Regions from separate parts of the Homo sapiens genome. Here region 1 is linked to region 2. A link is a contact called in ENCODE Hi-C or POLR2A ChIA-PET data. All regions are on one chromosome and are shown on one strand. Each heading gives the region's core, a stretch centred on a gene start or an enhancer-like site at or near the end of the contact. The rest is flanking DNA. Distances are from core to core; before and after follow the strand shown. Region 1 has its middle 44 kb from the start of TAF1B. Region 2 overlaps TAF1B (TATA-box binding protein associated factor, RNA polymerase I subunit B).

Region 1 (3,844 bases), core at 192-2,691, 98 kb before region 2:
TCATTCTCCCACTTTAGTCCATTTGCTTAAGACACCCTTCCCTGGCAATCGGTAAGGTGCACACATACTGCCTGGGGCTCTCATTAAACTGCAGATTCCAGTTCTGTAGGTCTGGGAGGGGCCTATGATTGTGCAGTTCTAACCAGCTCCCAGGTGAGGCCAATGCTGCTGGCTCAGGGACCACACTTTTCACAGTGAAGCTTTAGAGCTCATTATCTTCCAGGAAGACAAATGCAATACAGGTGTTGCCTGTAGCCAATGCTTCAGCAAATGCTATGGATGCTGCGACTCTGAAACTGGCTGCACCTGCCCAGCAGTCCTGTGAGAGAGTCTGTTAATAAGTAGCAAAGTAGACTCCTCACTGAGGAGGGCAGTTCAGGGACTCGGAAGTCAGGGATGCCCAGAAGGTACACAAGGGGGCTGGGAATCCAGGCTGCAACCTCTAGGCCCAGAGGCCTGGGTGCCAGGCTCAACACAGTTGCTGCTCGCCCAGTGACCTCACGTGAGACACCTCCTCTCTCTGGGCCTCTGCACCTACTCTGGGTGGTACTATCTGCCATGAGAGTGAGATGGGAAACTCTTCCAAAGAAAGGAGGGCTGGATGCTGGTGAGTTGGCATTATTGGCAAGAGCAGATATGATCAGCCCTGACCATGGGCCAAACACCATTCTGCCCACTTTCTCTGTATCAGTGTGTTTAACCCTCAGGGCGACCCTCAGAGGTGGGCACTGTTCTTATTACCTTTTCACACAAGAGAAAACTGAAGCCCAGAGGACGCAATTGCTGTTAAGACCCCAGGCAGTCTGGCTCCCAGCCTTCTACTGAACCCTCTTGTCACTCTGCCTCTCCAGCCTGAAGCTCTGGAACCGTAATAGGTTCATGGCCTGACCCGTGCAGGAAGTCAATATGCAAGATGCCGCATTGCAGCAGAGAGAGAGGTCTAATCAATGCAGGGCCACCAAGTGAGGAGATGGGAGGAAACCCCCAATCCATCATCTCCCCAGGGAGTTCGGGGCTCGAATTTTTAAGGGTTTTGAAGTGGGTCAAAGTGTGGAGGTCCTTGATTGGTCGAAGAGTGCAGTCACGGGACAAGGAGATGAAGAAACCTCACTGTCACGCGGATTCCGTTCCTCTGTGGGGGTCTTCGAGCTGGTTGGCATCAGCTGTTCTGATGGAATTCAGGATCTGCTTAAGCAATTCTTAAACAAAATTCCTATGATTCTAAGGTCAGAGATCCTATCAATAGGAACCATGGGGATGTGAACTGTCCGTACCTAGGGCTACGTGACTTTTGGTTACAAGGAAGTGGGTCAAAGTACAGCCTGATGAATGCTTAATTATAGCTATATGACTGTCCGCAGTTCTTGTTAACCCTGTGAGGCTGGCTTCAGCTGGGTCTGCACTAGGTTAAGAAAGGGAGAAGAAGGGTGGGGACCTCAGCCCTTCCTTCCTGCCCAGACCACAGCCTGCAAACCTCCTCGGGTCCCCTCTGGCTCCAGGGCTCTCGCTGCAGACAGATCAGAAAGGACTCTGGGTCTGTCCCACCCCAGCCAGGCAGCCCAGAGCCCTCAGAGCAGGTGCTGCCCAAATGTTCCTGGGCATGGTGGGACCTTCTGCTAGGCAGGCTCTTCCTCATAGATTTGGGGGCTGCTTGTTTTAGGTTTAAAACAACCTGAGCTTCCCCCAGCCAAGTCCCTATCTCATTGTGTTGCCGTGGTCTGTTTGCCTGTCTGTCTTGTCCCCTAAACTTTGCACTCTCAGAAACGGGGCTGTGTTCCCTCCTCCCTAGGTCTCCAGCTCAGTGTCTTGCACACAGTGGGTGGTGAACTGACTTGCTCCTAGTTTCCCCTCTAGAGGTGCTGGGATGCAGTGACAACGCGCTTCCAGATCTTGCCACCAGAGGGCAGGAGCGCACAGCAGCCGAGTGTGAGCAGCGCGGCAGAGAGCAGGTCGGGCTGGGTGGGTCCCTGGACATCCAGCCGGCAGGGCAGGGAAGGGCCAGGCGCAGAGGGTAAATGAGGACAGGGCCTTGGGGGAGTCTCTTCATTTCCCATGCCGATTCCAGAGACTTCTTTTCTCTTCCTTCCCTTCCATTCCCCTGCCATCTCTTTTCCACTCCCTCCCCTTCCATGTTGACCAGGGTCCAATTTTGACTTTGTGTGACTTTGGGCCAGAAACCTCTTCTCTCTAAGTTGTAGTTTCCTCGTCTGTAAAATGGGGAAGTAGTGCTACCCAATTCTGGGCAGTTCCCTATCTTCCCTTCCTCAGGCTTTGGGACCCTCTGTAGGGCCACGCTTCTCGGCTCTTAGTGGGGAGCTCCAGACTGTGACCCAGGCAAAGCCAGGGGCCCTTTGAAGTGAGCTGCCTCCTCTGCCCCCTGCCTGGGAGAGGACACCTGCAGGCCTGGCCCTGTGGGGCCAGGTGGGCTGGCAGAGTGGATGGGCTGGGAGCTGTGGCAGCTGTGCCGGGTACACACAGGACATCAGCTGGGCCTGTTCCACTCAAGCATAGATGAGCAGGCAGGCATGAATGAATGAATGAATGAATGAATGAATGAATGAATGAAGAGTGAATGAATGAGTGAATGAATGGGAGAAATTCAGGCATGGCTTCAGAATACTTGTAGCAAAGGGATTTTCATACCCACTGCCAGTGGAACCTGGAAGCCTCCTAAGCCTCTCGGAGCCCAGCTTGAGTGGAGTCCACTGGGGGCTTGTCCTCTTTTTGAAGCCTCTTGTCCCTTTTGGACTCCTCACTGGCAGAAGCCTAAGAGACCCTTAGTCTAAGCTTTCAGGGGGTGAGAGGAGGAGTCTACTAACTGGGAGGGTTTACCCAACATCATTTATTTATTCCTCATCAAACAAACACAACGTAGCCACCCCCTCCGGGACTGTGCCTGTGTCTGTGCTGTGAACATCCCAAGGGACGGTGCAGCTGGTGGGGGTGGAGGGGCCGGAGTGCTCTGAGGAGCCAGGGAAGGCCTCTCCGAGGAGGGGGCTTTTGAGCAGGAGGCCTGTGCTTTGAGCAGAGATCCCACAGAGGGTCCCAGGTCAGCTGGACCGGCACTTCAGAGAAGTCACTGACTGAAGAATCAGAGGCAGGGGGCCCCACGAGCCGAGCCGGTCCAGGCCCCAGGGAATGAGGGCAAAGCGGCAGCCTGCAGTCGGACAGCAGTGCTGGGTCCAGGGGCTCCTCAGCTCCCACGCCCACTCACAGCGCATTGTCTCCAGGGGAAGGGTTTCTGGGCGGGCCCAGGAAATGGGGATGTGTCATCCGAGTGGGTGCTCAGTCCCCAGCAGAGCTCACGGCTGACAGCCAGGCCCGTCTCTCCTGTCACTAGATCCCACCTGCAGGGACTTGCCCAGAGCTGACCTAAATTTCCCGGCCACTCTGTCGACACCTCCAGGGCGGGGCAAGGCATGCCTTCGCAGAAGCCCAAACAGAATTCGTGACCAACAGCACAGAGACTCAACCTCCACCCTGGGCTCAAAGGGCTGCTGTGGTGGGCTTCCTGGGCACTGCCTGACCCTGAGCTCTCCCGGAAGCTGGCCTCTCAGTGGGTGGGGGCAGACAGCACCCGGGGAGGATGTAGAAACATGGCAGACATGGGGATCTAGGGCAGAGGGTGCCGTGTGTGTGTTCGAGGCCCGTTTCCTCTTTGTGAGTCTTCCAGTTTGCTTTTCAGGGAAATAGACTCATTTCAGACCCAGGAGAAACGGTGGGCTTCAGCAGGGCTGCCCCGGGGCCCACCTCCCGGAGCCTTGCTCCCTGCTTCATCCAGGCACCTGGCTCTCCTGCTGCCCTGGGGAAGTCAGAGCCTCCTATCTTGGCAGAAGCCCCCACC
Region 2 (3,732 bases), core at 110-2,609:
AGTGTAGTAAATGTCCACACTCCCTCCCTGCTTCCCTCCCTTCCTTCCCTCTTTTTTCAAGAAGAGGAGGTTTGTGTTGCCTTCAGATGACTGTTGATTTAATTGACAGGCAGCTTTTCTTCATTGTGTGCTTTTTGCTATTGCTCACAAAAGTGCATTCACTATTCTATAGTATGTTGAAACTTTTAAATGGAAACGGCTTTTCATTAACAAAGGAAGCATTTTCTTCCCCCCTTCCATGCCTTAGCTTTCTCCGCTAAGTCTTGGCTTCTTCAGCAGCTGTACCTCCACCAGAAATGACAAAAGGTGCAATTGTGCTAGGAGATGGCGATGAAGATATGCCAGTGGAGTTTTGTGTGTGGGCTGCTGGGGACTGTTTTCCTTCTGTGTTTGGTTTTGTTTTATTTTTGTTATTCCAGAAAGTTGAGAGCACATCTAAAAACCAAAAAAAAAAAAAAAAAAAAAAGCTTTAAAAACCCTTTTCAAACCTTTATCCCAGCTGAGCTTTCTTTCCATTAAGTTGTTCTGTTAGTATTTCAGTGGCCCCTCTGTCTTAATAACAACAAATCTGGCAAAACTCACTTAAAGCAGAGGGACATGGAATACAGAGAGTGTTGATGTGGTTTTTCTTTTTCTAAGCAGGCCATGAGAGTCTGAGTCTTCCTGCCATTATCCTGACTTAAGAGCAGAGCAGAGCTCAGGAGAGGAGATAGGTGTGCAAATTAAATTTTAGTCTTTCCAGCCATCTCCTTTTTCTGAGTTGTGATTCCTGAGCCCAAGTAGATAGCCAGTTCATTTCATTTACTTAAATTAATTTGGAGATAACCCTCTTCTCCTTTTTCTGCCTCTGCCTCTTCTGCTGCTTCATTTGTGACTCAACTTTCTGGAGTATGGTGCTGACTTGAAGCCCTATTTACTTCTAGCAAAAATCTTTCAGTTTACCTGGTAGAATAAACTGAAAATCTAGTACCTTTCAGGGGCACCATCTCTTCACAGCATACCAAATAATCAGATCACTGATTGAACCAAAGTATTGGGTCTAGATATACTTGTCTGTATTAGATACAATTTATTCTGTCAGTGACTTAAAATAGGGCTACTTCTATCTTTTCAGCCTTGATTTTCTTGATATATTTTAAACCTACAGATCAGTTTAAAAATAGATAATATGTAACATAGATACTATTCTACCACAGTCCTTGGCAGTGTTTCTCAGTCCTCTCAAGAATTAGTCATTTCATCATCCCTCACTAGACGCAGCAAGAAGGGATAAAGAGGAAACTGGAAATTTGTTCTGAAGTACATCTCCAATATTTTGAATGTTGATCAACAGCATTCTGATCTTCTCCCTGAATGAGTAAAAAGAAAAGATGTAATACTGGGTCAGCCAAACCCACTGCGTGGCACTTAGCCAGGATGATTCATTTTGCTTGGAGCAATCTTACACCCTTTGTGAAACTGGGTTTCTTTTGGTTGAAGGAAGAAAAAGACTCGTCCAGAGCTGTCAGTCACTTCTTAAGCACCTTCAAATGAGGGCCTTATTGGATTGTTTTGATCTGCCCAGAATCTTCAAACCTGACTCTAGATTTGTTCACCTTCTTACTCTGTAGGCCACATGTAATGCTTGGGATTTTTTGTACAATCTTTATTAGAATAATAACCTGACAGGTTTCAAATCTACTTGAGGGAAGTTGAAGTGAACATAATGATCAGGTTCCCTCATTTCTACTCTTCCCTCCCAGACAGCATGAGGGAGAGAAGCCAGCTGGTGTTTTCTTGTGTTCCTGGCCCACTTCCCCCAACCCCCCACCCCGCCCCCAGCTACCATCATCTCAGCCTCACTGGAATGTGTATGTGTGCTTCTCTTTCCAAACTTGGAGAGTAAAACTATCTGAGCACTTCCTCCTGTCTACAAGAAAAGTAGCCTCTGCATTTTATTTTTTGTTTCCTACAACCGGCATATTCTGTTTTCTGGGGATCCATAGCAATTTCATTAATCTCTAGAGGCTCTCAGGCTTTAGTATGCATAAGAATATCCTGGAGAGCTTGTTTAAACTGCAGATTCTTAGACCCAGTGTCAGAAATTGATTCAGTTAAGTATAGTGTGGGCTCTAAGAAGATGTTTTTCGTAAGCATCTTGCAAGTGATTCTGATGGAGATTACGCTTTGAGCAGTGCATTATATAAGCCTTATCTCTATGTCTGTCTTTTGTTATTCCACCTTGTTCCACAGAAGATTTGAGGTAGAATTAGCAGATAACCAAAGGGTCAGTATAAAACAAAATGCTGTTATACCTTATTAAGTATGTGTTGTTTTAAACAGGATTCTGTTTAAAACTGTTTGGGAACTATATCTATTGAGAAACTGGTCTGTGAGTTTAACATATATGAAAACAGTGAAAATCAAGGCTGAAAAGATAGAAGTATCCTTCCTCTCTCTGTAAGTCATTGACAGAGTACAGTGTATCTAATGGAGAAGATTCTGGCAGGCTTCTTATTCTGGGAAATGTAGACACATATCTTGGTGTTACATTTTTAATAATTATAGTTTAATAACTCCGTATTTCCCCCAAAAGTGTATTTATAAGAGGTTTCGTGTAAGATAAAAGTAGATATTAGCAAGTGGTATAGATTTTGAATGTCTGTAGATTTCATATATGCTGAATTTTTTAAATTTCCAGCTTTATTACACTTCTAATTATGACCTCTTTAACATGTGTTTTTTTTTTCCTTTAGACAGACATTACTTACATTCCTTTTTTCTTTTTTTTTTTCTCCTGCCACCTTGTCTGAGAACTTAGGTTCCATTTTATACTTTTTTTGGTGGCAAAATATACATAAAAGTTACCATTTTAGCCATTTGTAAGTGTGCAGCTCAGTGGTATTAAGTGTATTTATATTTTTGTGCATCCATCACCACCATCCATCTCTAGAATTTTTTCATCTTCCCACGTTGAAACTCATACCCATTAAACACCAACTTCCCATTCCCCACTTGTTCCAGCCTCTGGTAAACACCATTCTACTTTCTGTCTCTAGGAATTTGACTTCTTTAGGTATCTCATACGTGTGGAATCATACAACATTTGACTTTTTGTGTCTGGCGTCTGGCTTACTTCACTTAGCATAATATCTTTAAGGATCACCTATATTGTAGTTCGTGTCAGAATTTCATTCCTTTTCAGGCTGGATAATATTCTATGATATATATAAAACATTCAAAATCTATATATACTACTTGCTAATATCCAGCTTTGTCTTATATAAAATATATATACATTTACATACATACATACCACATTTTGTTCATCCATTCATTGGTGTACATTTGGGTCGTTTCTACCTTTTGGCTATTGTGAGCAGTGCCAGTAGGAACATTGGTATACAAATATTTGTTCGCATCCCTGCTTTCAGTTCCAGAAGTGCAATTAGTGGATCATATAGTAAGTCTATATTTAATTTTTTAGACAACCACAATATATTTTTGAATGTTTTTTTCTTATTACAAAAGTAATGTATTCAGAATTAGAAGGAATGTAGAAAATAATGAGAAGTACAAAGAAGGAGATGAAAATCACAGTCTGATTTCTCATGAATGCCATTAACATTTGCTATTTTTGATTGTCTTGTTTAATGTGCATAAACATATTTGCAAAATTAGGATTGAAGCATGTATACAAATTTGTCTCCTGCATTTTAAAAATTGAGCATTGTACTATGAATATTTTCCTAA

The links. A loop is a pair of places that touch in the nucleus more often than their neighbours do. ChIA-PET counts read pairs that join two places held with the same protein, here RNA polymerase II (POLR2A). Pooled maps may share reads with other maps.
Region 1: a loop to region 2 is called in a map of mammary epithelial cell, with 7 times the contacts of the local background. The contact joins two enhancer-like sites. A Hi-C loop is called at or near these places in 1 of 168 maps with a recorded cell type or tissue (mammary epithelial cell) and 3 of 50 pooled maps. POLR2A ChIA-PET finds 5 or more read pairs at or near these places in 7 of 52 experiments (A549, MCF 10A, PC-9 and 3 more).

What each region holds. Positions count from the first base shown.
Region 1 is chr2:9,797,955-9,801,798 of GRCh38, forward strand. No RefSeq gene overlaps it. Among named protein-coding and RNA genes, the nearest start is that of TAF1B, 44 kb to the right of the region's middle. RefSeq lists enhancers at 1,862-2,697, 2,698-3,533 and a silencer at 2,866-3,160. Within about 2 kb of position 1,442, at least 13 of the 41 ENCODE cell types and tissues checked have a DNase peak (open chromatin) inside an H3K27ac peak, as active enhancers do; they include PC-9, where a contact is called at or near this core.
Region 2 is chr2:9,896,177-9,899,908 of GRCh38, forward strand. The region is part of intron 8 of TAF1B (TATA-box binding protein associated factor, RNA polymerase I subunit B); the gene reads left to right. Among named protein-coding and RNA genes, the nearest start is that of GRHL1, 54 kb to the right of the region's middle. Within about 2 kb of position 1,360, at least 15 of the 41 ENCODE cell types and tissues checked have a DNase peak (open chromatin) inside an H3K27ac peak, as active enhancers do; they include PC-9, where a contact is called at or near this core.